Regions from separate parts of the Mus musculus genome. Here region 2 is linked to region 1. A link is a loop called in an ENCODE intact Hi-C map of the cell type or tissue named here. Cell type or tissue: left cerebral cortex. All regions are shown on one strand. Each heading gives the region's core, and the rest is flanking DNA. Links, peaks and the distances in the headings are about the cores only.

Region 1 (16,043 bases), core at 4,326-12,325:
ACAAATATTGAATGTGTTGCCTTTTGGTTAAAAAAGACTTTATAACTACTTCCTTTTTCCAAAAAGTTTGACTTGGTGTCAAACATCTAAGATCACAATAACAAGGGAGAAACTTAATTCACTACTGTATAGAAAAATCAATAGCACATGTAGTAATTATGATAATTTATCCAAGAGTTTATCAAATGATTTATCTGAGTTGTTACTGTATGTCAGGTACTCTTCTAGGACTGATGGCAGCTTAGTAAACTAAGTAGACACTGCCCATGGAAACTTATGCTGTGACAAAATGTTCTTCCTCTGCTTCTGTGTTATACTAGGATTTGAACACAGGGCCACACACACGTTAAGCAAGCAAGCAAGCTACTACTTAGCTACATTCCCAGTCTTCTTTTTACTTTTCTGTTTTGTTATAGGATCTCACTAAGTTCCCCAGGCTAGCTCTGACTCACTTGGTAGCCCAGGTAGGCCTTGAATTTGCAATCCTCCTATTAGCTCTCAAGTAGCTCAGATTACAAGTCTGTGTCATCAGCCTTGGCTGGATCTTCCTTCTTTGTTATGTGTTTGTTTGTTTGTATCAGCAAGTGTGGTGACGTGTATATGCACGTATGCACATGGAGGACAGATGATACCAATGTTGGGTATCTTTCTCAATGTCTTCCTACCTTATTTTTTTCTGACAAGGTCTCTCACTTGAACCTGGAGCTGATCAATCAGCTATTCCTCCATGCCAGGCCAGGGAGCTCCAGAGAGCTACCAGTCCCAGCCTACCCAGCCCTGGGTAAATCACACTACAACCCCTGGCTTTCCATGTTGGTACTAGGGTTTCACACTTAGGTCCTCAAGCTCATGTGGGAAGCACTTTATCTACAGAGACAACTTCCAGGCCATGGCTATTCTTTCTTATGATAATCATTTATTTTAAAAAGGTTGGATACGTAGAGGCTGGAGAGATGGCTCTGTGGTAAGAGCAACTGCTGATCTTCCAAGAGTTAAATTCATACCACCCATAGGGTGGCTTACAACTGTCTGTAACTCTAATTTCAAGGCATTCAGCACTCTCTCTGGACTCTGTGGGCTCCATGTATGAATGTGGTACACAGGCATACATGCAGATAGAATGGTAATACACATGAAAATAAAAATTTTAAGAAAAAAAAAGAGATTTAAATACTTGGAAATAGACTGAGGATGCATTAAACTCAGAATAATCTTTCTTTATATATGAAATAAGACACTGAAAATAATTTTTAAAAATTCAGTGAAAGAATAAAAACATTAGAACAAACAGAAAATAGCAAGGAACAAAGAAGATACAATCTAATAAATGTATATCCTACCCCAAAATACAATGGTATAAGCTATAAGTAAATTCAATTAAATCTATAAAGGAAAATCGAAGCTGGAAATATAATCAGCAGACATCTTAAGTCAGTCAACAGGCACAAAGTAAACCCAGTCCTTACTTGACTGAACAGCAGAGGCAACCATTTCTAAGTTCCAGCCATTCTTCATAGAGTTCTCCACCTTGACTGACAGCTAAGGATTTCTCTACTGCACTCCCTGAAAATACAAATAGGCAGTTTTTATATTATGTTCACTAGCCAAAACAACAACAGCAACAAACCCAGAGGAGGAGATTCAGAAATAGAGTTCTTTTTTAAAAAAAGATTTGTTTATTTATTTATTATGTATACAGCATTCGGCCTGCATGTATGCCTACAGGTCAGAAGAGAGCACCAGATTTCATTACAGATGGTTGTGAGCCGCCATGTGGTTGCTGGGAATTGAACTCAGGACCTCTAGAAGAGAAAGTGCTCTTAACCGCTGAGCCATCTCTCCAGCCCTCCAGAAATGAAGTTCTGAACAGCAGATTATAATGCAGAAACTATAGCTTAGAACATGTATTTTTTTCATAACTCTAAATCAATAAATAAAACTTAAAATTTTACTAACAAGTTGAAAGTCAGGAAGTATACTGATGACTCTTCAGTGATGCCAGCCAGAGTCCCTTTTCTTTCAAACAACAGCAACAAAAAAAATCAAACCCAAAGTAAGTATTTAATCCAGTAAATATTTAAATTATGGCATGCCAGATGATTTTAACTTTTCTTTCTATAAACACTAAATAGAGCCAGGCACGGTATATACCTGTAATTCCAACACTGAGGAGCCTGAGGCAAAAAGATCTGGAGTTTAAGATACAACTGGGTTCCAAAGCAAGTTCCACATCAGCCTAGGCCAATCAGTGAGACCTTATCTCAAGAATGTAAAAAACAAGAGCTGAACAAATAGATGGTTCAGAGCATTGGCTGCTCTTGCAGAGCACCTAAGTTCAGTTCCCAGAATCACATCGAACCATGGCTCACAACTACCTATAACTCCAGCTCCAGGGGACTTAAGGTCCAAGGGCCTGCACGCGCACGCGCGCACACACATACACACACACGCACACACACGCACGTGCACACACAAACACACACACACACACACAGAAATAAAAATATATTTTTTTAAATTAAATGAATAGAGGCTGAAAAAAGGGCTCAGAGGTCAAGAACAATTACTGGTCTTGCAGAGGACCTCGGTTTGGTTCTCAGCACCCATATGGCAGCTCGTAACTGGCTATAACTCTAGTTCCAGAGGATCTAAAACCATCTGTGACCTCCATAGTCACCAAGCATTCATGTGGTATATAAACATACATGCAGGCAAAAATCACTTATTTACATAAAATATATTCATACAATATTAAATAATTTAAGTTCCTAGGAAGACAATTCTAAAACTGAAAAATATAATTCTATCCTCCTTAGGACTCTCACTTGCCCAGTTCTTTTTTTTTTTTTTTTTTTTTTTTTTTTTGAGACAGGGTTTCTCTGTGTAGCCCTGGCTGTCCTGGAACTCGCTCTGTAGTCCAGGCTGGCCTTGAACTCAGAAATCCGCCTGCCTCTGCCTCCCAAGTGCTGGGATTAAAGGCGTGTGCCACCATGCCCGGCTCATATTTTTTAATAAAAGGACTACCCTGAAAACATTTTTCATCTCATTTACTGTCAACTTTCTAAATATACTGAGATACTTTTAAACACTGGGTTTTTTATGTTCTTTTTACAAGGAATTTATGTTCTTCTCTTATGAGACTGTTTTCTTTTAATTCCATATTAAATTGGTGGTTCCTGTTATAAGACTGTTCAGGATTCTAAATATGCAGTAAGACTTGACTTCATTCTCACAAAGGTTTTTGGCCAAAGTATCATGTAGCCATTTAAAAATTAAGCTTTGAGTCAAATAAAAAAGTCTTATAGTAAGGTTTACCTAGGAAGTAAATACACATGAGATGTTTATCATAAGAATGATTTTAGATGTTTTACATACAATGTACCAATGCCAGGGAAAAGTTTTAAAGAGCAAACAAAACAAAAAATATATATTTTCATTTCTTGTTTTAGTTGGATGATGATAGAGTATTATATAATACTAAGCTACATCCAATATTAATAAAGAGAAAGTTCAGGAGATGTTGCAAAAGGCAAAAACCATAAAAACTACAAAATAAAGTAAACAGTAAGAAATAAAAAGTAAAAATAATCAGTGTATAATAAAATATCAATTAATAAAAAGCTAGCAAAGCACCATTAGAATCCTTCCTTAAAGCATAGCTCAGAGAAGCAGAACTTCCTTGGCATACAGGAAACATTGCACCACAATCAATCGATCTCTTTAAACATATTTTACTTATTTGTGTGTGGGGGGGGTGTCATGTTTGATGCAGATGGACTATGTGTGGAGGTCAAACTTTTAGAGTTTGGTTCTCACCTGCTGGAGGCAGGGTCTCTCTTGTTGTCTTTTGCCACTACACTACAAACTCCAGGCTAGGTTAATAAAAATTAATCCTATTTTTCTGATAACTATTCAGAGTGGCTTCATATCGTAATACCATCCAATCTTATCTTTAAGTACAGAGCATCAATCTAGCAGTAAAATAAAGGGTCCCAAACATTACTGCAACATAACAGTCATTAAGCTTCACTTACCTTCTCCAAATTCATTTAAAATCACTGCTATTTTTCTATTATGTTGTTCTGTCAAAATGTAGTTCAGAAGTGTTGTCTTTCCAGCACCTATATAATATATTAAAGCAATAAAGGTCAAAGACTAATTTTGAGAAAACAAAAAATGTAAAATATCTTAGTGTTTCTAAGAATTTATGTAGCCGGGCAGTGGTGGCGCACGCCTTTAATCCCAGCACTTGGGAGGCAGAGGCAGGCGGATTTCTGAGTTCCAGGCCAGCCTGGTCTACAGAGTGAGTTCCAGGACAGCCAGGGCTACACAGAGAAACCCTGTCTCAAAAAACCAAAAAAACAAAACAAAAACAAAAATTTATGTGCCATTTTTCTTTACTTAAAATCAGAACAGAGGGCTTTAGAGAAGAAATTTTAAAAATCTTTGAAAACTTTGAAATTATTACTTATATATGTAAGTAATTATAAACAATCTTACAAGTTGAGTCAGTTTTCTAACTTAATATGACTAAAATAATATCTTCATAATTTATACAGCAATAAAGGTTGTTTAAATTTTATATTCAATAAAAACTTAATGAATTATAACTTCTAAGAAAAGTCACCTATTTTAAAAAAAATGTCGATTTCTTTCATGATGCTTTCTTAATAGTTATTTCTCTAAACTTATTCAACCTATTTCAACAACCACAAACTAGCTATAAATTCAGGTTGACTATATAGCTACTTTTAGTATGCTCAAGCAGTCTATTACTATAACACTGATTTTATGAAACAGAGTACAGAGGTAGTAAGTATACACAACAGACTATCAGTAGAGAAATTCCTAAGACTACACTAACTTTATCCAGCAGGTGGCGTAACAAACCTAGTTTGTTCATCTCAAGCAGAAGAAAAACATAATCTTGTGAACCAAAAATTCTCAAGTTCATAATGAAATACGTTTTTAAAAAAATACCTTTAAACAATATCTTAGCTGCACAGCAGTTCAATTATTGGAATAAATCATTCATTTTTATGTAGGTAGCCATTACGGTTGTCCTCAATATTTCACTGTTACAAGCAATAATGCTAAAATGTTTTTACACATAGTTTGCACATCTACTAAAATACATTTGCAAATTTCATAGGGTATAACCAGGAGATAGTAAGGAAATAACAAGGTACTAATATCTTCAATACTTTAGGTCATACTCATTTTAAAAGTTTTTGAAGAGATACTTTAAGATACTTTAGAAAGCTCAATGTAACTGGGTGACGTGCAGGAGAGACAGATCTAAGAACACAGAACAATGAGGAAATTTTTAAAACAGGAGGCCTTGAACATAATTATGTACAGGCCAATGGGAAAGTTGAAAGCCATGGATATAAGAGATTTTCTCTGGAGAACTTTTAGGGCTTAATAATTAACCACATTATGAAGAAAAAGACATTGCAGTATAATTCACATTCATTCAAAAGTATCTAGCATGCACCCAATTGAAGTTTCTGCCTCCATGGACCTTAAAAATGTTAAGTAGGGGAAGATGGTGGAGGAGCTAGAAACAAATTAGAAAGTTATTTTGTTGCAGGTTGATCATTTAATAGGAGACATACAAAATGCTATGGAAAACTTAAAAGGGCGAGCTAGGTGGAGTAGTTACAGGAAGAAGTATTCCAAGCAGTACCTATAAGATAGCGGTTCTCAACCTTTGTGTCCTGACCCCTTTGGTGGGGTCAAATGATTTTCAGGAGTCACTTAAGACTATCCTACAAATCAGATATTTATATTATAATTTGTAACATTAGCAAAATTAGTTATGAAGTAGCAACAAAAATAATTTATGGTGTGTGTGTGTGTGGGGGGGGGGTGTTAACCAGAACATGAGGGACTATATTAAAGAGTTACAGCATTAGGAAGGCTGAAACCACTTAAGAAGTAAATTCAATATGTTGGGCCATCTGACAGGCTAGAGGGTTAGGAAGGAACCAGATCATAGAAGTCCTTGAATTCCTGCTAAGGAACTTAAGTTTTCACCCAAGTAGAACCCACTAAAGGATGTGACAATCAAGCAACACTTTGGTGAAAGGTAGGGCTAGCACCAAGATATATTAAGGAGCAGGGAGACTCAGGACTACCAGAGTTAGGAGGAAATATTGTTAGTGTTGCAGATGGTTGGGAATCTCAGGAGCAGGATTTGAGAAATTATTAGTGTCCAGAGTGTTGGACATGTTAAGTATGGAAATGCCTGTAAGACATTAAACTAAAAACTATACAGAAGTGAATCTGAAGGATGGAAGCCAGAGAAATAGGTTGAAAAACAACGAAAATGTGGAGGCTAGTGGAACAGTGTTCCCGGTATATCAAAATTTAAAAAAAGACACAGGAGGCCAGCTGTCCCCTAGGTTCAGTCAGGAACAAGGAGGTTGGTGGAGTTAGTCCTGATCTCAGAGCTTCAGGCCATTACCTGTATTGTCCCTTTCATCTATCAGTAAGCCAAATGCAGAAAGGCCAAGGGCCAACTCTGAAGTATGTTCTTTGGACCAGGAAATTTGCTCTGATTCTATAGAATAGCATCTGAATCCAAAACGTTATTCCTTTATAAAAATGAAGCCCAAGTAAAATCTAGAATATCCTTGGTCTGACTCTAGAAGGGGAAAAACAAACAAACAAACAAACAAACAAACAAAACCTGGTGGTGTGGAGACAACAGTGATTTCTTTGTTGTATCTAAAGGGTGCACCGAGATTCAACTTGTCTGTTGCAACACACAGGAATGAGAGTACCACTTGATTCATATTTTTTCCACAATTTTTATTTGTCCACATTTTCAGCCACTTACTTGTTGTTGCTGTTAACTGTAATGCTTTAAAAGGATATCTAGACATTTCCAACAAAAAATAAGCACGTGGACTGATCTTCAGAAAACTGCACCGTGTTTCACAAATCTGTGTTTTCCAAGGACCACACCCCCGAGGTGCACCCTCAAGACCCCCAGCTTAGGAAAGTTCCCAAAACAAAGGTCTTACTCTAAATCAATCTCTTAACAGTGCTTTCCAAGCGGACCTCAAAAGGGGAGGGCACAGTTTAGGACTTGTCACTAATGGCTGGAAGAGTTTGGTTCCTGTGAAATGGAATCCACTAAGCAAGGTGTCAGGCAATCTACAGTCGGCATCTTTGTTTTCTTTTTCTTTCTTTTTTTTTTTTTTTCCTTGACCAGGGCATCCTTTAATAACAATAGACCATTTGGCTTTGTTTTGCTTTGGTTTTTTGTTTTTCTGTTTTTTAATGAGAAAACTCAGATGACTTTATTATTTCTACTCTAAACTGAGGGGAGATGAGCTTCACAAATGAAAGACAACTTAATCAAGAGACCATAACATTAGGTGAGTCTGAGTTTCAAAACTACCTTTGAAAATGCTAGAAGAGAGGCCCCAGCCCCTACCTCGAAGATTCGTCCTCGGCCAGGAGGCCCGGGTGCCTGAGGAGACACGGCAGCCCCCCTTAATTACCTAAGTACCCGGTGACAATTGTGACTGGAATCTTAGTGATGAAGTCAAGATTTTCCTCTTCTTGGTTCTTGGTCTCAATGGGGACCAATTCAGGACAATCCTCCGCGTACTCTTCTTCCGCCTCCACAGTTTTCACAGCAGGTAACATGCCGCCAGCAGGACACCAGTGACTCCAGAACTAAAGAGCTGCCGCCAGTCGCGTTTCCGCGACAGGATTCAGTCGGCGCGGGGCTGATGATGTCACCACAACGCGTCGCGGAGCAGGCCTCTGAGGAACCAGCCCGCCCTCCAGCTACGCCACTATTCAAACTAGACACGCCTTCCCGGGGGAGGCACGCCCCTACGCAGAGATAGATACACCCCCACGCACAGTGGACACGCCCCTTATAGAGAGGGACACACCCCCCGGGTGTGAAGCACGCTCTAGGGGCGTGCCCTCTGCCCGTGGGCCAAACTGCACTTTGCTGTTAGGACGCTAGGAGCTCCCTTGCCTCGAAGCTGTAGTGGGCTCCAGCTGTTAGCCACTGTCTGTTGCTTGGGCTGAGGCAACACCTATTAGGCTTGGGCAGCTTCACCACAGGACAGACATTTTTCAAGTTGCCATTTTTTTTTTATTCTCATGAAGTCCATCTCTTTCATTCACAAGGAAAAGAGTAATTGTGAAGTCATGCTATATATTATAATTATTCTACAATGATAATTATGTATTATAGCTATCTCATCTTTTACAATGTAATAGTTTTATTTATTTTTCTTTCTCCTTTACTTGGACATAAGGTAAACTCAGATCAATAATTGTATTTATTGGTTCATAATATTCTCATTAGTCTCTGGACTCCTTTGTGTGTGTTTATAGTGGATTCCTTGATAGTACCCTAACCCAAAAACATTAAATTGCATCTCTTCTACCCCAGCCTAGAATACTAACTATAATCATGAATCTTCTTGGGAATACTGAACATTCCTTTATGTGTTTGTTATGGTTTGTCCTTATACACACGCACATAAATAACATTGACCATTGTTTGTTTTTCAATTTCATAAAAAAGAGTACCATTCAATGTATACTCTCTTGGGGTTTGCTGGATTTCCAGCTTCACTACTGAATTTCCTGTCAATTGTTTTCAGGTGTTGCTGTTTTGTTTCATTTTGAGACAGTCATACATTTTCCCAACAATGTAAGAGATCATATTGGTGTAATGTCAATATTAGCAGACATGAATTTTTTTCCCAATTAAATACAAAATAGTACCTCAATGTGATCATCAGTTGTATTTCTTTGGATTTGAACAAAACTGAGCATCTTTTTATGTGTTTTGACCATGTTTAATTTCAGGCTTTAAGAGGGGCTAGCAAGCATTGCTCTGTGGGCATCAGATCCCATTACAGATGGCTGTGAACGACCATATGGTTGCTGGGAATTGAACTCAGGACCTCTAGAAGAGCAGTCAGTGCTCTTAAATGCTGAGCTCTCTCTCCAGCCCCTCAAAATGAGGTTTTAATAAGTTATATACATTGGGTGTTCAATGTACTCTAAACACCCATCAACTGATAGACAAACAAAATGCCACATATCCAGACTGGAAAAATTAATTGGTGAAAAACAGGTACAAAGTACTGGCTACCTGCTACCAGATAAGCATATCTCAAAGATGTGCTAAAAATAAATCCATTCATAAAAACTATACATTATGCAAGTCCATTAATATAGAAGAATGTCCATGACAGGCAAATCTAGAGATACAGAAAACAGCTTAGTGACTCCTAAGGACTAGGGGTTTAATAGTCCCTGCTAGTGGGCACCATGTATTTTTATGGTAATAAAAATGTTCTAAATGTGATTATCATTATGGTAAAAAGAACTCTGAATCCACTGGAAAACATTGACTTGTGCACATTAGATTAGTTAATGTTATATTGAGTTTTATCCCTTAACTACTATTTTAGGTAAAGGCAATCATGTGCTCAGATGCTAGGCCAGTTTTTTTGTTGTTTTTTGTTTTTCCCCAGAGAATTGATAATTTTAGCAGTTTAAAGTTCTAACCTCAGGTGCAAACATAAGACTTATAACTTGGTAAAATTGTTCCTTTAGTCTTTTTGCATATCTCTTTCCAATAAAATAATTATCCATTGAATCTATGGAGTTGTCATTTTCTTTTCTCACTTTAGTCACTGAGCAGAATTTCAGAAAAGCAAGGGCTTTTTCCTCCTCTTTTCTTCTTTCCTTCTTTCCTTCTTTCTTTCTTTCTTTCTTTCTTTCTTTCTTTCTTTCTTTCTTTCTTTCTTTCTCTCTCTCTCTCTCTCTCTCTTCCTTTCTCTTTTTTTCTTTCTTTTTGCTTTGTTTATATTTAAATTTGTTCACTTTACATGGCTGTCCCTCCTCCCGCTCACGCCTCCCACAATCCTTCCCCCATCCCTCCTCCCCTTCTCCTTTGAGAGAGAGGTAAAGCCCTTCCCGCCTCCTCCCCGCCCCCCCCCCCCCCACCTCCCCGGGTATCTCCCTAACCCTGCACATTGCCTCTGCAGGGTTTAGGTACTTCTTCTCCTACTGAGGCCAGGCAGGGCAGCCCAGCTAGTAGAACATATCCCAGAGACAGGCAACAGCTTTTGGGATAGCCCCTGTTCCAGTTGTTCAAGACCCACGTGATGACCAAGCTGCACATGGAAGAGTGGGCCTTGGTCCAGCCTGTGTATACTCTTCTGCCTGAGATTCCCAAGAGTCCAGGTTAGTTGCATCTGTAGGTCTTCCTATGGAGTTCCTATCCCCTTCAGGATTGCAATCCTTGCACCTATTCTTCCATAAGAGTCCCCAAGCTCCACCCACTATTTGGCTGTGGATCTCTGCATTTGTGTGAGTTAGCTGCCAAGTGGAGCCTCTCACAGGACAGCCATGCTAGACTCCTGTCTGCAAGCACAGCAGAATATCAATAGTGCTTGCCCATGGGATGGATCTCTAGTTGAACCAGTCATTGGTTGGCCATTCCCTCAGTCTCTGCTCCATTTTTCTTGTATGCAAGATAAATTTTGGGTGGAAAATTTTGTCGGTGGTTTGGTGTCCCTACGGCACCATTGGGGTTCCTGCCTGGCCACAGGAGGTGGCTTACTCAAGTTCCATATACTCACTGTGGTGAGTCTCAGCTAAAGCCACCCCTATAGATTTTGGGAGTCTCCCCTATCTCAGTTCTCTGGAATGTCCTCGAGGTGCCCACTACACCCACACCCACACCCACACCAGCTGCAGATTTCCATTCATTCTCATGGCCATCTGGCCATTTCCCCTGAATCTCCCCACACCAGATCCTGAAAACTCCTCCAATTCCCCCACCCCATCCTCTCTCCCACCTAGCTCCCTCCATCTATCTGCCTCCTACAACTATTTTACTCCGCCTTCTAAGTGAGATTCGAGCATCCTCACTTGGGCCTTCCTTTTTGTTTCGCTTCTCTGGGTCTGTGGAGTAGAGCATGGGTAATACCCATGATATCCACGTATAAGTGTAAGTAATATCCACTATATCCACTTATAAGTGTAGAATGCATTCCATGCTTGTGCTTTTGAATCTGGATTACCTCGCTCAGCGTGATATTCTCAAATTCAATCCATTTGCCTATAAAACTCATGATGTCTTTGTTTTTAATAGCGAAATAGTATTTCATTGCGTAGATGTATCAAATTTTCTTTATCCATTCTTCAGTTGAGTGATGTCTCAGTTGTTTCCAGTGTCTGGCTATTATTATGAATAAAACTGAAAAGCAAGATTTTTATCTATTTAATATTTAGAGCCTCAGTTCTGCGGAGGTAATTAGATCTTATTTTTTTCTAGATTTTATTAAAGCATAATAGAAGATTTACCATTCTTCTAAGTGAGCCTTATTGATTAATTGAAAATGTCTTTTAAAGTAAATGAAAACAATTCCTGCATATAACATTGTAAAACGTATCACAGTTATTCATTTATCTTAAAATGCCCTCCACAGTTAGCTTTGTTATTTTATTTAATGTCAATGAATTTATGTTAACAGCAATAATTATGATATGTGGAGTCCTTAATATCTAATGAATTTCACACTAAGCATATTAAATATGTTTAACTCTGAGATAAATACTACTTGCATGCCCACTTCCTAGATGGGAAACTAAACATAAATAGGAAACTGAAGGACATTACGGATCATGCCCAAGGTCATAAAACAGTGAGCAACAGCTCTGTGGCTCACTCCAGAGCCGCCTGACCAGGAAGTTCATGTTCTGCCAAACCAGGCATCTGAAAGCTTTAAAAACAAAACATAAACCAGATAATAAATTCTTTAGGCTTTACAGGCCCCCAAAAAAATCAGCTATGGGGAGAATTTGATTATATAATAAAGGAGAAGACAGATTTCTACGACCTTCAAAATTCAGATTTCAGTTTATTAAAAATTGCGAAAACCATGAATAACTTGCAGTCCATTCAAAAACAAAAGAGGCAGCAGGCTATGGTTTATCAGCTCCTGATGTAACGTAATATTTTCTTACGCTGCAGCAAATAAAGTTTAGCAAAAAGAACTCCTTACTATCTTAAGTTTGGGTTCTAAATCACCCAGCACTCCAGCTAATTCTTGCTCTGCAGCTTCAAGTACACTCCAATTACTGTACACCTAGTAACCTCAGAAGAGGGGCTGAAGCTCAGAAATTATTCCTGCCCCTCTGGAGAAAGACCTGAGTTGCTCAGTATGGGATCTCTGCTCAGTAGGATCCCTGCTAGTGAAGAGTAAAACAGGTAAGTTTCCTGGGAATCTAGATTCTAGCAGCTCAGCTTTGTGACAGTCACCCTCGTTTATCAAAATCCTTGGGCATATTTTCCTGTCACTTCCCATTGTCCCATTTTTTTTTTCTTCCTTGAATAGTTATATCGGTCTCCATGAGAAAAGGTAAGTCAAAGGGAAAAAAATGCCAACTTGCCTTTCTTTTTTCTCTCACTTTTTTTTTTTTTTTTTTGTAACTTCCTGCATGGGCTTTGCTCATGGCCAGCAATAGCTCTTGGCTTAGAGAAAAGGAAACTGAGAGTTTCACAATTAGTCCACTTCTTCTTCTTTAGCAAATAAAACAAACAAAATATTTTTTATAAATATTTAATGTTTACCAGCTTACTTGCACATGAACATATCAGGAAGGCCTCAGAGTACTGGCAGCGATTCTTGTGACTGCTTTGGTTAAAACTGACTATTGGAATTCAGTGCTTGGTTCTCTTGTGTTAAAACACACAGCCACTCTAAAGAAATATATCCTTTCACTAGAATATTGAAAGTAGCCAACAGATGAGATACAGACATTTCCATGTTTTAGGAGGTACGACTTTCCTTTCTTTCTTTGTTTTTGTTTTTGTTGTTATGTTTTACTTTTGTTTTGTTTTGTTTTGTTTTGTTTTGTTTTGTTTTGTTTTGTTTTGTTTTATGAGACAGAGTTTCTCTGTGTAGCCCTGTCTGTCCTGGAACTCACTCTGTAGACTAGGCTGGCCTTGAACTCAGAAATCTGCTTGCTTCTGCCTCCCAAGTGCTGGGATTAAAGGCGTGTGCCACCACCGCCCAGCTATGACTTTCATTTCAAAGGCTGTTGGCAATACTTTTAAACTTTGGTATCTTGTGGTATTTGAATAAGGTTATTATTAATAAGGCTTAGCTTACATGCCAGTCACTTATAAAGCCAGATTCCTACAAATTCAAAGGCAAAACTAAACACTAAGGAAAGCCTGCAGGCAGACTAGCAGAGAGCTGCACGATTGTCTGTAAAATATAGTATTAAGCAAGGAGCTGTATTAAGCAAGACAAAAAAAAAGTGAAGTAATTTATGTTGTAATTGTTTAGGGAGATAATTTAAGCAATATATTCTTTCAATAAAAATTTGGAACTAATTTTTGTGGCTTAACATTTTACTGTCTAACATTTATAGATTTAAGGAAGTATATTCCAAACACACAGGAGTATTTTCTTAAATGTAAATATAAGGTCACTATTTCTTAAATGTAAATAAAGACACAGAAATGAATGAGAGCTCTCCACCTCTCTTCCTCAGGCCCCTCTCTCTATTGCCCTCAAAGAGTGCTCAATTCACTGAGCAAAGACCTGAATTGGAGACCAGTATTTTCTAATTCCTTCAACTCCTTTTGGGCAAGTTCTCTGTCTTAGTAACTCCATGATGTTCTAACAGAACACGGAACTGGGGACCTTGCAAATGAAAGAAAGCTACTTCATGAAACTCTGAAAACAGTGAAGTCCAAGATCAAGGCATTCGCAGGTGTGTTGTCTGATGAAGGCATGGCATCTGTGTCCTCCCGAGAAGACATGTGCTGTGTCCTCAGCGGGCCAATGATCAGAAGCCCTACATTTTTGTATGAGATCATTAATCTCATCCATGAGGACAAACCATGTTACTTACTCACTCCTAAAGGCCTCACCTCTTAATACTGTCACACTGGTGATTAAACTCCGACTGTATAAATTTAGGGGACACATTCAGAACACAGCACCCACTAAAATTGTACTGAAAGACAAAGATTAATGAAACTTTCATAAGATTAATTTACTTCTTTTTATTAATTTAACATTTCCTTCCTGCCCATGAGCCTCAGTGTGGGCTGCTTCAAATTCATAGCAACATAGATTTTTCAAGCCACTTCCTTCTCTCCACCTCTTTACGTCTTCTTTCTTTAAGGAAATGTCCTCAAATGAGTAACTTTCAGCATACTTATTCTCCTACACAGTAACTATATTGTTTCACTGGTACAATAAATATCTGAACTAACAGGAGAGTTCCTGAGCTAAGGACTCTATTATTCCTCCTCCCCTTCTTTACTTAAAAAAATAATTGTTGGGCTGGCGAGATGGCTCAGTGGTTAAGAGCGCCGACTGCTCTTCCGAAGGTCCTGAGTGCAAATCCCAGCAACCACATGGTGGCTCACAACCACCCATAATGAGGTCTGCCGCCCTCTTCTGGTGTGTCTGAAGTCAGCTACAGTGTACTTACATATAATAAATAAATAAATCTTTTTAAAAAAATTGTTGAGAATTTCATTTATTAGTACACTGTATTTACACCATTCCAAGCCTTCCCTGTCCTCCTTCAACTCCTCCAGTATCTCCCCTCCCTCAAATTCATGACCTGTCCTTTTATAATTTATATTTTGTGTGTGTGTGTGTGTGTGTGTGTGTGTGTGTGTACAACCATTGATTACCTTATCTACAGGTGAGGCCATATGAAGTTTTCCACCATCCATGTCTACTTGTGTGCTCATTGTGCAGAGGAGGGATACAGGCTAAGATTTCATGAGTACAATATCCTTGTCCTATCTGGAAGACATGTTCTCTCAGCTGGCATCCTGGTCTCTCCTGGCTCTCACAACCTTTGCAACCCCTATTCCATGATGTTCCCTGAGCCTTGGGTGTTGAGGGTTGAACTGTGGATGTATCATTTGGGGATACACATCCTATTGTCACTTATTGTCTATATTGTTACCAGTGTGGATCTCTGTAGTAGCCTCTATCTGCTGCACAAAGAATTGAGAGGTGCACTTACTGTGTGTGCAAGTATTTAGTATACAGTACAATTGGAAGCTAGATTGACTTAGGAAAATGGCAGTAGTATGTTCTCTGCTAGGGTCTATGACATCTGTGGCTATAAGGTCTTGGGGCTAGGCTTACAATCCCAGGTATGAGTTCTTGTCTTAGTTTGCCATCTATCTCTGTGATAAACACCATGACCAAAAGCATCTTGGGAGGAAAGAATTTACTTTATTTTACAGCTTATACTCTATTGTGAAGGGAAGTCAGGGTAAGAACTTAAGGCAAGAATATGGGGCAGGGCCTGAAACAGACAATGGAGGAATGCTGATTACTGAATTACTACTCTTTGTGGCTGCCTCAGCTTGCTTTTTATAACACCTAGGACCATCTGCTCAGGGGTGGCACCAGCCACAGCAGGCTGAGCCCTCCCACATCAATTAAGAAAAAGTTCCACAGAGTTGCCTGCAGGCCAATCTGCTAGAGGCATTTTCCTCATTGAAGTTGCTTCTTTGCACATGACTTTGGACTGTGTCAAAATGACAAAGACCTAACCAGCAGAGATTCACTCCTGCTGGGCTAGCTTGAAGTCCAATCTGCTGTTGCTTATCCCCAAGGTAAAAGTGCCACTTATTAGTACTGTTACACCAATTATTGTTATAATTTCCAGGCTTCACAGCTGGATAGGTCCATTGGTAATGTCTCTACCTTGGCAGTTTGTGTGGCATCTTCAGGGAACCATCTGTTGTGGGAAATTTTTTTAAAAAATGAACCCGCCAACTCTCCTTGGGTCAGACCACGCTCCTGTGCTCCTAACGGCCCGCCAAGTCTCTGGCCACACTGGACGACAGGGCTCCTGCCGGGCCATCTCTCCAGCTTCCCACCTCCAGTTCCTCTTGCAACCACATAACGCCCTAAGCACCCCATGGTCAGCCATCACATCACAATATCCAGTACCCCACTAGAATCAAGACTCTTAATGCTTAATTAATCAAT
Region 2 (8,000 bases), core at 1-8,000, 100 kb after region 1:
TTTCCCAGGACTGACTCATTCAAGTTGTCCTCTGATTGCCACATATAGGTGTATGTGCACATGCATGTATGCACACAGACACACACTCTCACACACACAAGCATACATAAGATAAAGGAATGTAAAAGAATTGTTAAGATCTTTTATTTGTTTCTGTACGAAGGCCTGGATCAAATTAGTAACTTAAGTTTCCGTGTACGTTTATTGAACATCTGTTGAGTTCTGAGATTAAAAGATGAGGAAGGGAAACTCCCTTCCTCTACAGAAGTTTCATATAAGGGAGACACAACAGAAGCAGTGTAAAATGAATATTCAAATAACCGTTTAGAGCTGCGTTGCTGAGCATGGCGTGGACGCTAGTGCTCGCTGTCCAGCAACCGTAGACTCATGTCTGAATGGAATGTGAGCAGCCAGCCATAGGATGAACACCCCTGCCTCACTGGAGATAGTGAGTGACTTTAATTTTCACTCATTTTAAACCAAAACGCTACCTTGAACATTTTTGAGTCTTCTCATTTCTCCCAGAAAGTAGAGTATGAGACATGGTGCCTGCCCTCTTTGCTCTGAGGTGTTTCTGTGTTAGGCTGTGTTTCAGCACAGGTGTTGACAGCTGGGACATGGAAAGTCCCATTCTCTTCTTGAGTCAGTTTTCCTTCACACAGAAAGCTAGCCATGTGTGCAGCTCTACTCCATGTTACAAATACTCGTTTCCCAAAAACCTGGTCTCTGTCATTATTGGGGAACAGTTTTCTTAGTGTCAGCCCATTTCTTCAAGTGTGGTTTGAATATTGACAACACATTTTCATTTTTGGTAGAGTTACATTATTTATTTGTCTGAATATTTATCTTTAAATGTGGCCAGAATCTTAGAAGAACTGGTATAGAATACAGGAAGTTTAGAGGTAGAAGGACTTTTAAAACTTTGATAAAGAAGGTTTTCCTAGAGCCACTTGGTAGGTGAGATACCATTTTGTTGCTGTGACTTTCAGGGAATGTGTTACCTCTCTGATGACTTTCAGGCAGCCTGTACCATCTCAGTTGTTGCCAAAGTCTTCTGTAATAAGAAAGGCAGACAGGGAAAGCATTCTGGCTACCATGGGAGTAGCTACTAGTGACTCTAAGTAACTGTCCTGTGCTTCCCTCGGAAGCTATATTGAGTAGTGGGAGTTATGTGTCTGGGCCTGCAGGTCCTGCAGGTCCTGGTTTGGCCATTTGGTCTATGATTTGGATTAATGTCCTTAACATCTCCTTCTTCTGTACAACAAGAAGAACAGCAGTGTCTGCCTTGTTGAATAGAGACATGTTAAGTACATAGTGATGTTATCTAAGTCTTAGCTAGCACAGAGCTCTTACCGTGCACCAGACACCCTTTCAAGCACTTTGTGTGTTAGCATCAAATCTTTGCCATGATTCTCTGAAGGAGGTCCTCTTATTACATCAGCACTTGCTGGTGAAGAAACTGAGACAGAGAAGGGCTGGATGATAGGAATGCATCAGGTTACAGAGTCAATGAGGAATGGAGCTGAGGGTTGGGCAGTCAGGGCTAAGAGATCTCCTATCTAGCCTTTGCAGAATTTCATCTTGGATGGATAACAGTTCCATGGGTGAGTTCCGTCCTGCCTCCTTGTGTTAGTCAGTTTCCCTTTACTGTAACAAATATCCATGATAAATCAACTAAAAAGAAGGACCATTTATTTTGGCTCACAATTTTGAAGCTTTCAGCCCCTGGCTGTTTGGGCTGCATTGCTTTGGCCATTTAGTGGCGCAGAGTATTGTGATGAGAGACCATAGCAAAGAAGTAATTTGTGACCCCTTCATGGCCAGGTGCAAAAGACAGAGAGGAAGACAGTAGTGTCCCACGGTCCCCTTCAAGACCTTTCATAAGACCCCACATCCTGAAGAGTTACCACTTCTCAATTATGTCATGCCAGAGACTAAGACTTTAACAGGTGAGCCTTTGGAGGCCATCCAACATCCAAATTATTCTATCCCTGTTTCATAAATGCAAAAATTAAAACTTATAGTAAAACATGAAAGGGGAGAAAGCCCAGAGGTCTCAACCCTAGACAAAGAACTGCAGGAGGCTAAGGAATGCTGAGGGCCAGAGAAATAATCTTCTCCAGGGAAGAGCACACCAATCGCTTATCCAATACCAAATGGCCATCCTGGAAAACATACGTATACAAGTAACACTATATGGCCTGAGACAGTTGTATTTATGAACATATATATGTATACTCACATATACATTTATAGGTATAACAATAATTAAAGAAAAAGAGGCCATGAGTTTGCCTAAGAACATGGGAGAGTTCAGAGGAAGGAAAAGGGAAAATAATATATTATAATTGCAAAAATATTCAAATAAAAATCTTTTAGCTTTTAGGCATATTTATGTCTAGTACTAATATATTTCTAACAATACCAAGAGCTTTATACTGTCATTATTTCTGATTGCAAGACTGTGGAACATATAGAAAATATCTCTAATGATGGATTCCTCAACAGGTACGACAGAAATCCAACACTTACTAAGTCTTCAAAGCCACCAAAGCCCAAGGCAGCTGTTCTTGGCTTTCTAAATGGAAAACACACATGCCCAAACAAAAATCACACAAAAGCAAAAGAAAATAAAATAACTGTTAGAAATGACTATTTGAACCTATTTTTCATGTTTGGTGTGTAATTATAGCTGTTTCTCCCTAGGAATGTCTTAATGCCTTCAGGCACAGATGTGCTTTAGCAATTCTCTATATCAAAGGAACTCAACAGAGCATAAAACAACAACATATTTGTTTAATGAAAACACAAGTATCATTGCCTTAGGAATACTCCATACACTTGAAACAAGTGGGCAAGAACATCACTAATGTTCTTATTGACACAGATTTGAGATGGTGGTGTGTCGCTTGATTGTGGAAATGACTTATTTTATCACTTTTCCCAGTAATAACTTCTTTTTATCTTATTTTTCACCTAATTAGAGTTGAACTGGATCCTCACGTCAGAGACTGTGTTCAGACCTATATTCGAGAGTGGCTGATTGTAAACCGGAAGTAAGTTTATCCCCTCTTTATATATATAAATGCTAATTTTTATAAATGTAAATTTTGTATTATTGGTATTTTTTTCAAATGAAATGGCTTTTTGGAGGGGTTTTAGGGTTGCAGACAAATTGAACAGAAAGCTTTGAGATCTCCCATATTCTCCCTCTCAGAGCGTCACTCATGCTGGGCACACACTGGGTGGCATTCCAGTCCTGCCATTGCTTTTTGAGCTATATACTTGATGGCCTTTGACAAAAGTGTGACATGCTTCTGCCCTTGCAGCATCAAATGAAAGGGTTTTGCTGCCGTGAGAGTCCCGACGCTCCACCTGTCTCTGCTCCAGCCCTCACTGGTCTGTACCAGTCTTCTTCATGGTCTTGGGCTTCAGCTTGCTTCATCTTGTCCCCTTGTGGCTTCATCCCTTGTTTTCTATCATCACTGAAAAAAAAAATCTTGCGTTGTACAGATGTACTGCAGTCTGTTTATCTCCTCAGTTGGGAAGAAAAATCACATTCTAAACATGAAGAGTAGAGCCTTTTTAGAAGTTATAAATAGATAGAGTTAGCCAGGCACGGAAGAACATACCTACAGTTACAACTACTCAAGAAGCCGAGGCAGGAGGATATACTTTGGACCTAAAATTTCAAAGCCAGCCTGAGCAGCAGGACAAGACGATGTCTCATAAAAACAAACAAACTGACTTTCTGTTTTTTTTTTTTTATTAATCTTCATTTTTTATTTTGATCAACTCCTAGAGACAAGATAGTTGATGAATTGAAACTTGGCCTCAGGTTCAAAGATGCCGTTGGAATTTGTGACCCCCAAAACAAAGTACTTGCTAGTCTTCCATGGAGAGCATTTTTATCTCTGGGTTAATCAAACATTTTGTGGCATTTTTTTCAGAAGGTTCTGTCTGTCTCCATGGTAACGACCTTCACAGCACAGTCTCACGAGACGCATATGAACACACAGAAATCCACGCCCTGTGTCCACACACAGAAATCCACGCCCTGTGTCCATGTGCACATATATGTGGATGTGTGTGCTGGGAAGTAGGCTGCAGGTGTCTACAGATTGAGGCTCACCACACTAGATAGATGCCAGCCTCTGGAACATAAGCAGCTTGCGGAAGGTAGCCTCCCCCTCTCCCGACACTAGTCGGAATTACTGTTCTCAGGGATAGATAATAAGACTCTTTTGGGTTTTATCCAGTTCCTGTAAGTGTGCCATTGAATCTGTGCTGGATTATTTTTTCTTTTTAGTAAAGAAAAGTATGCATCCTGTTTCCAGTAACCTCAGAGGAAAGAGACTCACTCCTAGAAGGTAGTGATGACAAAGCTGCATGCCAGTCCGTGGTCCCTTAGAACGCAGGTGGAAAGCAAAGTTCGCCAGCCAGGCAAATAAGATTAAGCCATGCTTCTGATAAATGAGAGACTTCAGAACAAGTTATTTTCAGACTCCAAAATGTTATCATCAGAGGCACTTTTCTGGGTATTTAAAGTTCTAAAAAAGAAATCCAAGAAGGAACAATAAACAGAAAGGTCCATTGGACTAAATTTGGTCTTCAGATTTATTTTCTATTTGAAACCCTGAGCCTGCCCCTCCTCCCACCAGCACAGACTCTCGGAATGCTTTTCTGTCTTCTGCAAATTTTATTAAAAAAAAAAAAAAAGACTTTAGAATGCTCCTGGTAGAAATTTAGAAACTATAGAAAGACAAAACCAAAATGAATGGATTTCATTCTTTGTAGATAACCATACTTGACAGTGATATACCAGCATTGAATCAAATCTCTTTGTTGTGTATGTTTATATAAATACTACATCAAACTCTAGTACTATTTTTTAGCCTGAATTTTCAAAGTAAGGGAAGATTCCCTGTCTATATTTTTAATTATTCTTCCTCAACACAGTAAGTAATGATTGCTTGATGTATGTGTGTCACATGTTTAAGCAAATCTTATTTTTTTTTTTTTTGCTTTTGTACTTATGTTTTGTACAGTGTAGCAATGTCCTTCTCCCTAAAGCCCTGTGCACATTTATTGTTTTTTCCCTATGGGGAAAAACTATAATTTCTGTACCTAAGATATATGCACAAATTTAAGACTTAATAATAGACCAGAGATGTAATCAATATATGAATTAAATGTTGAATATTAGCAAATATAAAATACTTTATTTTGTGAAAGAATTGTGAAAGGTTTTTGACATTTTCTTTGTTTATCTGATTGAACAATATTTCCTCATATATTTGATGGCCACGAGTAATTTTTTCCTTAGTGTGTACTACTTAAGAAATTTGAACAACTCTATTGAGCTATTTGGTTTTGTAAAACCTTAGATAACTTTTTTTTTTCCTTTTTGGGGCAATGATGATGCATTCCTATAATCCCAGTACTTGGGAGGTAGGGACAGATGGATCTCTGAGTTCAGGGCCAGCCTTGTCTACTATGTGACTTTCAGGACAGCCAGGGCTACACAAAGAAACCCTATTCCAAAAGCCAAAACCAAAACCAGAACACAAACTTTTTTTCCTTTTAATGGTATGTTTTGTGTGTGTGTGTGTGTATGTGTGTGTGTGTGATTGTGTGTGTATGTGTGTGTATATGTGTGTGTCTGTGTGTGTGTGTATGTGTCTGTGTGTGTGTGTATGTGTGTGTCTGTGTGTGTATGTGTATGTGTGTGTGTATGTGTGTGTGTATGTGTGTGTGTGTGTGATTGTGTATGCACATACGTGAAGATGCACAAGGTTGGTGTTTGAAATCTTCCTTAATTATTTGTTCATCTTATACATTGAAGCAGAGTCCCTCAGTCAAACCCAGGGTTTACAAATATGGCCAGTGTCACTAGCTTGCTTAAGGGATCCCCTGTCCTCACCTTCTGAGACTTCTAGGTGGATTCTGGGAATCTCAGCTCTGATCTTCTTGCCTTCACAGCAAATGCTCTAATTGCTGTGTAATCTCCCCAGCACCTTTCACCATATAAGTTCCTTACCAGGTAGAGCTTAGATATTGTTTATATTTTAGCATTTGGGATGATTTATGTAATTAAATCCATATTTGTATTTTCCTTAAGGTTTTTATCTTTGGTGTCATGTTTAAATGTATGGTTTGGGGCTTGACCTTTAGCCAACTCGAGTGTTGTTTCTGTTCCGATGCGTGTCCCATTTCTTTTTCAGAAGCAGTGATTATCCATGCAGTTATCTCTTATAAAAACAATATCTGTTTCTATTCTGTCAAGCAGACTGGGGACGGAGATTAGCGTTGGCTGACTTCTCAGCGCACTCATGTCCTGGATGCGTTTCCTTCCCCACACAAGCTAGTGGGCAGAGATAAGGCTCCAACTCTGACACTCATTGGCAGTTTCTGACAGTCTTTGACTGGTGTCTTATAGAAGGGCAATTTTTCTACCCCTACATTTGATTCTACGATACTATGAATCTGAAATACTAAGTATGAAAATTACAATTTCTATACTCAACTTCTTCCAACACACACTTCTCCCAGGAGTCGTTCATTCGCTGTGTGTACCCATAATGCTTTATTCGTGGGGAAAATCCAGGCACCCTTCATCACTCGTCACCTACTATGTTTTCAATACAGCATTTAAAACAATGTATTTTTAATTTATTCTTTGGTAATATATAGTCAAACATATATACAATGTAACTTGATCATATTTATACCTTATTCCCCTGGACACCTCCCCCAGCTAAGGAAACCCCTTCCAACGTTTATTCCTTTCTTTTTCTTTTGCGCTAATTACCACTCAGTCCATTCGGTGCTAATGGTGTGCACATGGATGCAGGTGAATCCACCAGGGTATGGGCAATGTATTAGCCACATCGTCCCTAAGAAAAAGGATTCTCTTTCCCAGCAGCCATCAGCTACAGTAGTTCTTAACTAAGAGTAGGGCTTCATGAGCCCCTTCCTGTCCGTAGCACCGAGAGGTGGCTCAGCAGTGAGGAGTGCCTGTGCTCTTCAGAGGACTTGTGTTTGGTTCCCAGCATCTGTTAGGCATGTCATGGCCACTGTGGGCTTTCTCCAGTCCACTTTGGCATGCCTACTGATGTCATTGCCGGCTCGTTTTAGGCAGTCATGTTGGTGAGACTTTATGGGGGGGGGGTAGCTCTGACGTTACTAAGAGATCAAATTTTATAACAAATTCCCTGATCCTCTGGCTTTTACAGTCTTTTCATGCTCCTTTTGAAGTGTTCTCTGAGCATTAGGCATGGGAGTTGTTTTGTAGATATATCCATTGGAACTGGACTTCACAACTCTGTTTTGATTGGTTGTGGTTCGTCTCCATCATCCCCATGGTCTCCACCTGTAGTCCTCATGTCTCACCAATGTCTCTTTTTGTAAGTTATAAGTATGCATCATGGTTTTCAATAATATCTTTGAGATCATCTTGTTTCAGAGAACTAGGCCATTTTTTTTTTAAAGACCGCCTTGATTTCCTCAGAGGACAGGAAGGTCCCATGAGTTATGGTTCTTTCTCTGTTGATGAATATGTAATTGTCTCCTCTTCCCATAATGAAAAATTCTAGAACATTTGCTCTACCCATGACTGACTATTTCTGAAGGTAGAAAAGAGACCCATGCATCTAATATGTTCTGATTACTTCTACCATTCATATATTTGGATCTTATTCCTGTAGTCCAAAAGCCCAACTATATATACATATTTATGTAAATGTAAAATATCTATATATACACATTATCCCAGTACATACCATGAAGTCCCATCTCTAGGGATTTGACTAAACGAAGCAAAAACATATGTTCACATAAAAGTATGCAAATACTTGTAACATTTTTATTTGTAGGTGCCAACATTATAAATAACACCGAATGTATTCAATAGGGTAATGAGAAAACAAAGTCTGCTAAATGCAGACAATGATACCACTCAGCAAGATGATGGGATATTTAAACAACTGCACAGACAACAC

Evidence for each region. Hi-C counts contacts between places; a loop is a spot of excess contacts. Peaks named below come from ENCODE experiments on the same cell type or tissue, not always from the same donor. Only the 100,000 strongest peaks of a DNase experiment are listed, where the experiment ranks them.
Region 2: a loop joins it to region 1, with 2.1 times the contacts of the local background. A loop is called at or near these places in 7 of 42 quality-filtered maps.

What each region holds. Positions count from the first base shown.
Region 1 is chr19:24,953,870-24,969,912 of GRCm38, forward strand. Cbwd1 (COBW domain containing 1) reads right to left here and starts at 7,747. Exons shown (of 15, transcript NM_146097.3): 1 at 7,515-7,747; 2 at 4,035-4,121; 3 at 1,467-1,563. The coding sequence starts at 7,662. In left cerebral cortex, for the core only: CTCF peaks have their summits at 4,877 (motif pointing right) and 7,983; DNase peaks (open chromatin) are centred at 4,867 and 7,820; H3K4me3 peaks cover 1,370 bases; H3K27ac peaks cover 361 bases.
Region 2 is chr19:25,062,404-25,070,403 of GRCm38, forward strand. It overlaps Dock8 (dedicator of cytokinesis 8), which reads left to right. Exons shown (of 48, transcript NM_028785.3): 4 at 2,985-3,056. Among named protein-coding and RNA genes, the nearest start is that of Gm34235, 30 kb to the right of the region's middle. In left cerebral cortex, for the core only: no CTCF peak of the experiment used is centred there; a DNase peak (open chromatin) is centred at 4,200.